Regions from separate parts of the Homo sapiens genome. Here region 1 is linked to region 2. Evidence: read pairs that join two places in POLR2A ChIA-PET (ENCODE). Cell type or tissue: A673. All regions are shown on one strand. Links, peaks and the distances in the headings refer to the core of each region. The heading gives the core; the rest is flanking DNA. Region 1 overlaps GALNT2 (polypeptide N-acetylgalactosaminyltransferase 2). Region 2 has its middle 69 kb from the start of URB2.

Region 1 (4,392 bases), core at 119-4,118, 540 kb before region 2:
TGCTGGCATTTATTATCTGCACAATGTTCCTGCAACTCTAGCAGTTAAACACACTGGCACCGGAATTGAAGCAGCAGAAAATCTTTGCTGGGGCTCCGAAAATGATACCCCAAATTATATTGCTTTGGCATGCTGAGTGCTTTGAAAGAAGGAGATTCACAGACCTCAGAAATAAGCCTCAGAACCAAGGTCTCTCTCTGACCTTCTCCTCCCCACCCCCTCCAACTTCCCTTCAGAAGCACAGGGAGGGACTTTGTCTCAAGTTCTCTTATCTGACTGAGGGAAGTTCATCCAGAAGATGTGCAATTGTCTTGGACCCCCTCTCTGGAATCTACATTAACCAGAGATTAACTCATATAGCAGAAGAAACTAAAAGCCCACACCAAGACCCCACTCTTGGAGAGCCTTTTCACGTATTCTTTCAATTATTCTTCTAAAGGCTGTCACCTGAGAGATTTATCTGCATGATAAAATAACCTCTGTTCACAATAGAGTTCTGCCCCTCGCCTTCCCATAACTTGTTGCCACCTCCCCGAGACCCTGTGGAGGAAATTTGTTCCCGGCTATTGTCTGCATTTCCATCCTAATCATCTCCCCTAAACATCATTTACTCTTCTAAAATTGCCTACATCCCTCACTTGCCTCTCCCCTATGCAGAGAGTATTTAAGCTTCAACCATCTGGCCCTTCTTTGAGTCTCATATTTTGTGTGGCTCCTGTGCACATTTGCACATTAATAACAAATTTATTAATCTATTGTCAGTTTATTTCAGCTGACATAAAGATTCAAACCTTCAGATGGGGAGGGAAACATTCCCTTCACTCTTATGCCTTCCAGGGGACCAATACATTAAAAAAAAATTATTCTGTAGGTTTTTTTTTCTTTTGAGACGGAGTCTTGCTCTTGTCACCCAGGCTGGAGTGCAGAGGCACAATCTCGGATCATTGCAACCTCCGCCTCCCGGGTTCAAGCGATTCTCCTGCCTCAGCCTCCCGAGTAGCTGGGACTACAGGTGCCCATCACCATGCCTGGCTAATTTTTGTATTTTTAGTAGAGACGTGGTTTCACCATGTTGGCCAGGCTGGTCTCGAACTCCTGACCTCGTGATCTGCCTGCCTTGGCCTCCCAAAGTGTTGGGATTACAGGCGTGAGCCACTGTGCCTGGCCCTAATATAAGCCCACTGTAGCTCTTAATATTGTTTGCCAGAGCCATGAATTATCTGCCCCCAAAATTAGAGATAATATCTCAGATGGGAAATCAGTGGACGAAGGAGATAGATTAAAAATATATATATTTGGAACTCAGCCATCGCTAAAAACATTTAAGGAGTTAAGAACTAAAGTGGATGGTCTAGCAGCTGCCAAACAATGACCAGCAATTTCACAGCAATGGCCGCACCTTCAGAGAAAGTGCTCAACAGACACTCGTTTTCCCTCGTGACTACTTCAGAGAAGTGAATTTTGAAAATAAACATGAAAAGCAGTGCAATTAAAAAGCAATTAGGTCAGAATCACAAAATGGGCTTCTTTTATTATAGTTATTGTTTTAATTAATCATGAGAAATTGCATAATATACTAGTTTTTGGGGGGAAACTGTTCACGGTTGTCTGGGGGAAAAAAGCAGGCAGGAATTAATATCGCACCTCATTAGAGCTCCTGACATCTAAGTCTTTCCTGACAAGTAGACTGACAGGCTGGTTTTTCTTTCTTTTTTCCAATTTTAAGAATTAGCAGATTGTTAGATTAAGGAAGTGAGAATCTGCAAGACTTCATCTGTAAACAAATTACCAAAGAATGTCCTTCCCAAGAACCCAATCTGTAATGCTAATGAAATAAGGACTCCGCGTTAGGAGGCAGCTATCCTCTGCAATTAGGTCCCACTTAACACAGCGGGAATTGCTGAGACGAGCAGACCTAGGTTGAATGACTTACTGAACATGAGCTTATGCAGCTATAGGAGAATTTAAAAAGAGACATAAGGCAGCATTTTTTCATGCTACATCATAGTAAACGGAACCGATCCAATCATGTCCTATTCTCTCGGTTTCCTTTTCTCTGCAGGAAGCCTCATCTCCCAGGAGCATTTGAAAGTCTCACGGGGCTCTGGAAACGTTTTTCAGAACACGCAGAGCTGCTGCATTCGTATCATTTTATTAAAATTCATCTACATATTCATAAGGCATCCATTTTTGCTGAGAACTGGCATTCAGGAAACTTAAGAGGGATCCCATTTTTTAAGGCAAAGAGAGATAAAAAGTAAAAACTAAGAAATATTTTACATCCCAGAGTTAGAGTGAGTGTGTGTATGTACATGAATTTAGATAATAAGTCCTCACATTGAGCCAAGAAGGTGGGGTCGGCTTGAAACATGTCTTTAAAAAGAAAAAGAATAAATTTTGTATTTAAAGAGCCATATCCCTGCCAACCAGTCTTCACTACTCCAGAACTAGTGAAAGAACACCCAATATAGTAACTCAACAGGGGAGCTGGCTGCCAGGGGCACTTTCATACTTGAGCTTTCTTTGGGAATCGAGTAGAAACTGCAGTTTATTTGAAGTCAGCGGCAGGAACAGTGTGCAGTAAGGTTTGTTCTACCAGACGACGCAGGCTAGAAGCAGTGACTCTGAGAAGAGTGGGCGGGGTTTCGGGCTGACTTTGTGGGCTCAAGTTCACTTGAGTGTCCAAGGCTCTGGTGCTAATGTGATCATTCTGCAAACTTCCTGTTCGGTAAAATGGAGGCTTTAAAAACTGGACATGTAAAGATCTGTTTTAAGAATCCTTTATTTAGCTTTAAATTTCTCTGAGATTAGATGGCTTTCAGTACCTGAACTCTTGGTTAGCTGGAAATGGAAAAAACTGGTGAATCTAAACCACCACATTGTATAGAGAGTCTCTCAGGGTAGAAGAATGACTCTGTCTTTAGGGCAGACGTTATACCTGGGCTTGATCAAGACATTGATGAAATAACCAAACGCAAGCTCTTTGGACTGGGAAGCTCCAGCTTCTGTCCAATAACACAGAAGGCTGTTTCACGGTGTTGGGAGGAACAAAGAAATAGGTTTCCTTCTCTACCCTGGGCAGGCCATGCCCCACCCTCACCCCAGGTGACCTAGTGTTTTTGCAAAGGGCCCTTGGTAACCTTGGTTACTGTGTAATGTGTGACAACTAACATCACTCCTCATCTGTGAAAATGGCCCTGACGATCTTGCCTGATTATTGGGAACACCAAATAAAAACGTGTGAAAAAGGACTCTGAAAACTGTCAAGGTCACTTTAATGAATGCAGGCTTATAATTTGCATTTGGCAGCTGTGTGTCAATGGTGACTGGGAGGTCAGAGTGGAGCTTTCTCTAGCAACTTGGAGAGGCAGCCGATGAGACAGGCTCTGAGACATCTTCCAAGTCCACATGCAGCAGCGGCTCCAAGTAGAGAATACACTGTCAGTTAAAGGGACAAGGGTTCCCAGGCCTGCAAGAAGGGCTCAGGAGATGCAAAGGTGGGAGAAGATGAGGAAACATATTTAAATAAACTCTCTTTAAGAAGGAGAGTTCAAGAACCTCTACAAGGCCCAGAGAGGGGATGTGGCCAACAGTAAGACCACACTTCTTATGAGATAGCCACGAAGACCAAACAGAGGGTCATGGGAAGGAAAAACTCCTAGATGAATATGCACCATCTCCCTGAACTGCCCTTGTAATTCGGATTTTGTAAGGAAAATACTACACAACTTAACTGATTATTAAGTAAGCATTAGTTTATGCCTACACAAAGACAGGATTCTATCACGGAAGAGATGGGGAATAGATACTGTCAAAAATAAAAAAGGAAAGTTATAAACAATGCCAAGCCTCCACAGGCACTTTCTGGGTATCCAGTGCTAAGGGGCATGCTCAGTTCCTCCCTGAAGGAGGCAGGCACTTCCAGTGGAGTCCCTCTAAGGGAGTTGTGTGTTCTGATTAGGACTGGAGTCCTGTGTAGGAGCAAATCTGCTGGCAATGGGGCTCCGAAATGCTGGTCTCCACAGCAGCTACGTCTAACTGCGTGTCTATGAGCAGGCATTTGGGCTGTGGCTCAGGTTCCCGTGGAAAAACTCCAGGACAAACAACACGAGGATCATGCAAGGTCGTGGTATTTCCAAGGTCCTGATTACTGTGCTATGTATTTACAAATTATCATACTGGCAGTCTGGATACATTCGATTTGTAAATTGAGTTTGAGTCTGCCCCTGAGATACAAACCTAGTTTTCATCTGCAGGCAAAAAACTAAGAAAAAAAAAAAGTTTCTGGGTTTGCAAAGCTGAGGGGCAAGTCTTAGACTGCAACAAATTTACCAAGGCAATGAGCCTCCTGTGGCCTCTTGGCAGCAACTGACATCACTGTGTGTTTATGTG
Region 2 (4,392 bases), core at 83-4,082:
CTTGGGCTCAGAGGCCTGACAGAAACAGTTTGAGTTTTTCCCAAACGCAATTCTAGGGCAATACATATATGTTTTGAAATGTAGATTTTATCATTATTCAGGTCTGATGATGCCAACAGATCAGAAGACTGCCATTGATAAGGTGGCTTGTTGCAATTACCAAGAGGAGGAGGCACTCACTCCTCCACACGGGGCACACAGGCAAGCACTAGAGTTGGTTGAAGACAGAGGGAGAGGGGAAAACCATGGGCAAGGCTCTCTATTGTGGTTTCCAAGGGAAAGAGCATGCAAAACAGGGCAAGCGGGTTGAGGATTGGCTTGTCTGAGTAATTTCAGCAAGCTCTGGGGTATAGGGACTGTGCCTAGTTGTTTGCTACCTGGCCCTGGGGTGATGAGGGCAGGGAATCATGGCCTGGTCAGGAGTGTAAGTGCAATAGAGGAAGTGTCGCTGGTAGGCATTCTAGATTGGTTGGTTTGCATATGAAAGGTGCGCTCTCAGGCCAGCCCTTGACTTTCTCTAGTAATTAGCCCTGGGAGGGGGGACTCCCGCCAAGACAGCAAGGCCCTAAAACAGCAAAGCATCAGAATACAGAAAATAAAAAGACGCAGTTAATACAACATGCGACTGGGGCACCTTCCAGGGCATAGGTGTCCACAAAAAGTGCACACAACAACAAGGACACAAAACAGCGTTTCTAAAGCCACACTGACACTGTGAGAGAGATGCCTGACTTCTCAGGGTCACAAAATGGGAGACAAAGGCAGGCAGAGGGTGCAATTTTAAGAGGCTGTTCTCTCAGCTGGTGACTGAGGCTAAGGGAGGACCATGTGGGGAGGTTCTGTGCCTCCTCCAGGGGAGGGCACTAAGGCTCTGTTCTCCCTGCCCAGCCCTGTCCACCCGCACACTTGTTCCTCTGCCCTGTGAGCTTCCTAAGCTGCTTGTTTTGAGGGGCTTCATCTGAGAATGTTGGCCAGGGGTATTTTCCTGAACTGTGCTGCCTTCTCTGACAGACGTGCTTCCCATCCAAGACCAAAGCCCACTCCATTCTGGCCTCCAGGGGCCTGAGCTTGGCTGGGCCTTTTTCACTCGGATGAGCTTTCATTGCATTTCTAGCAACTACACTGTGGTGTAGCGATCAGAGCCACCAGTTCCGGAACCAGGCTGCTCCTCATTTGCAAACTGCAAATGATGAAATTAAAGTTAATAAGACTTGCTCATAGGGTTACTATATTAAGTTACTCTACTTAGAACATGCCACTTACACAGAAAGTATTATGTAAATGTTATGTTTGCATACATTACAGCACTGCCTAATAATTGGGCAGAAATGACAATCAGCTCAAAAAAACGGATTATAATTATTGATGATTTTAAGAAACTTATCAGGTTCTTTCTCCCTCAAGTAGTCCTTGTCAGACCCTTACTGGACCCACACTAAGTGCAGGGCCTGAGCTAGTCCCCGGAGGCAGATGTGGAAACCTGTCATCCCAGAAGAGGAACAGTAGCAATCACTTGTTGATTGGAACTATGCACCTTGTCTCCCTGGCTCGTGGTCTGATATTTCTCATGGCTATCATGTAGCCAGGCAAAGATCCTATTAGTATGGTTATGCTTTCAATTATTCAAACATTTACTAACTATCAGATGGCATTTTAAACACTGGGTACAAATGAGTCAACTTCATCCTTGCCACATCATTAAGGGATGGGTATTACTAGTCCCATCTTAGATGCAAAGAGAATGTGACTTGGAGCGGCTCAGTATTTGCCCCCTCTGCAGCAGTGCATGGCAGAAGGGATCCAAGCAAGCTGCACACAGGATCTTCTATGATGCAAATTCACACAGGGAGGAGGCAGAGCACCTGCCTGGAAAAGTGTCTCAAACTGAGTTTGGAAGGATATACAGGGGTTGGCCCAGCAAAATGGGTAGTTAGGATAAAGTCAACCTATACAGAGAAAAAAACACATTTCCAGAAGTGGAAGTGTGGGGTGGGCCCGTGCCTGGAAGATGCCAGTGTATCCGTGAGGTGTAAGACATGAGGCTAGAGAGGTGGGAAGGGCCAGGCCATTCTCCAGAAGATTCTAGATCAGTCCAGAATTTATTCTCAGGGGTTAAATTCAGTCATTTTGTGTACCCTCCTACCCATTTGAAATAGCCAAAATTTCAACCACAAACTCACTAAAAAAAAAAAAAAATTCCATTATTTGTCTTTTCAGATGCCAGAGGTCAAATCTTAAAACTATCTGGCCTGCCTTTGACCTTCATGGGAAAACCTAAAGTGTTCTGTCTCCATAGAGCTAGATGTTCATCAAATCCAATTACCTCTCCCAGCTGCACCGCTCACCAGGAGGCAGGGCTCTGCTGGGGACAAAGAGAGGCAGAGGAAGCAGACTGTCCCCAGCCCCGCTTCCTGCTGCAAATTAAGCCAGGCATCGACTGTGCCGACTCACCACCTGGCTGCTGCCACAACAGCAGCTGCAGCCTGTTAGCACTGAAGAGTTTCTCTCCCAACTATTCCCATTAGTGTGGCCAGCGAGGGGGAGGATGAGTAAGTGTCTGTGCTCAGCTTGGGGCTCTGGCTCCTGCTGTCTCTTCACTGGGCTCTGACCTCCAGGGGCTGGGCGGGACATCCAAGCGTCAGAAGCCAACATAGGCCTGCTGACTCCCAGAGTTCGGCGCCTAACTTGGAGACAGGGCAGCAGAAGAGATTCTCAGCCCTGGCTGCCAAGCATTGCTCAAGAAGCTTCAGATTCAGAGAGACTGGGTAAGGCGGCCCCTCTGGGTCTGTAAAGCACCACTGTGATTCCAAAGCACAGCCAGGGTCAGCACTTCACCGATCTGTATTCACCAGCTGTCCTGCACATGTGTCTTTGATAGGACATGTGGGAAAGACATTAGGCCCTTCCAGCTCCCAGTAACTAAATATAGTCCTTCACATATCTCAGGGTAAGGCACTCTGTACCTTTTCAAACTGCTTTCATATACCTTGTCTCATTTGAGCCTGTGAGCAAGGGGAGGAGGCCGCTGAAACCCCAAGGTGCACTGAACGCCCCTGATGCCTTTAATCACGCAGCCAATTAGAGGCAAGGTTGGAACTATGCACCTTGTCTCCCTGGCTCGTGGTCTGATATTTCTCATGGCTATCATGTAGCCAGGCAAAGATCCTATTAGTATGGTTATGCTTTCAATTATTCAATACTTCTGTGTTACAATACACTGCTTATGTGGAACTGCTTGTAAGTGGCCATCATTGACTTCACCGATGAATCTGCTCCCCCTGTGTTGGAGAAAGTACCGAGTCATTGCCTCTAACCCCTAGCAAATGTAAAATACCTTTGCAATAGCTGGAAAAAGAAAATCACTGATGCCGACAGAATCTCCTTCATTCTCATAGACTAGGTAACAAAAGGGGAAGAAATCATGTCAGCTGAAAGATCTGGGGAGAAATCGATTTGGGACTGCTAGAATCACAGGAAGTTTTTGTTGAAGGATCAGAAACCCACGCAAGCCAGCTCAAGCAAAAGGTTTATTGTACAAGACACAGAGCGATGTAACAGAACCCAGCTGTAGGAAGTGCAGCTGGGTCTCCAGGGAACCAGAGAATGAATGGCAACCGTTTCTCAAGCCACATCATCTCTCATCTTGGCTTCTCTCTGTACACCTGCTCCCATATCCTCCCTATGGGCTGGCTTCCCCTTGCTGTTCAGGGTTTCTGCTCCTTCACAACTTCAGTTTGCTTATTGCTTTGTCTAAGTAAGCCTCACCATGAAACTTGACTCTACATAACTGTACTTGGAACCTATAGCTAATCAAGTCAGTCCCCGGAACTGGAAGCATCCCTATTCCAGATCCTCAGGGAGAGGATCTGACTGTTTGGCTGGGCTGGCAGGGCCCACCCCACTGTCCACTCATCTGATTCCAGGAAGGATTGAGTCTCATGGGATGCTGCCTAGATCTAAGCTGGCAATGGGGATGACAGGTAAAGAGACCAGTCACTTAGAACTGAGCCAAGACAAACTCAGATGACTCTATCCCAGGAAGAAAGGCAAAGCCTCCCTTCTGAAAGCCATTCAACAAGCAGGTCATTGAAGTGTGTTGGAACACAGGTTAGAATAATAAATAATAGGCTGGGTGTGGCGGCTCACGCCTGTAATCCCAGCACTTTGGGAGGCCAAGGTGGGTGGATCACCTGAGGTCAGGAGTTCAAGACCAGCCTGGCCAACATGGCGAAACCCTGTCTCTACTAAAAATTTAAAAATTAGCTGGGCATGGTGGTGCATGCCTGTAGTCCCAGCTACTTGGGAGGCTGAGACATGAGAATTGCTTGAACCTGGGAGGCAGAGGTTGCAGTGAGCCAAGATCGCACCACTGCACTCCAGCCTGGGTGACAG

The links. ChIA-PET counts read pairs that join two places held together with the same protein. Peaks named below come from ENCODE experiments on the same cell type or tissue, not always from the same donor. Only the 100,000 strongest peaks of a DNase experiment are listed, where the experiment ranks them.
Region 1: POLR2A ChIA-PET joins it to region 2 with 6 read pairs; 1 of 35 experiments calls an interaction of 5 or more read pairs at or near these places.

The regions. Positions count from the first base shown.
Region 1 is chr1:230,230,108-230,234,499 of GRCh38, reverse strand. All of the region lies in intron 3 of GALNT2 (polypeptide N-acetylgalactosaminyltransferase 2), which reads right to left. Among named protein-coding and RNA genes, the nearest start is that of GALNT2, 170 kb to the right of the region's middle. In A673, for the core only: no CTCF peak of the experiment used is centred there; DNase peaks (open chromatin) are centred at 1,399, 1,979 and 2,579; H3K4me3 peaks cover 1,636 bases; H3K27ac peaks cover 2,761 bases.
Region 2 is chr1:229,692,571-229,696,962 of GRCh38, reverse strand. No RefSeq gene overlaps it. Among named protein-coding and RNA genes, the nearest start is that of URB2, 69 kb to the right of the region's middle. RefSeq lists an enhancer at 1,550-2,051. In A673, for the core only: no CTCF peak of the experiment used is centred there; DNase peaks (open chromatin) are centred at 2,462, 3,262 and 3,582; H3K4me3 peaks cover 940 bases; H3K27ac peaks cover 2,327 bases.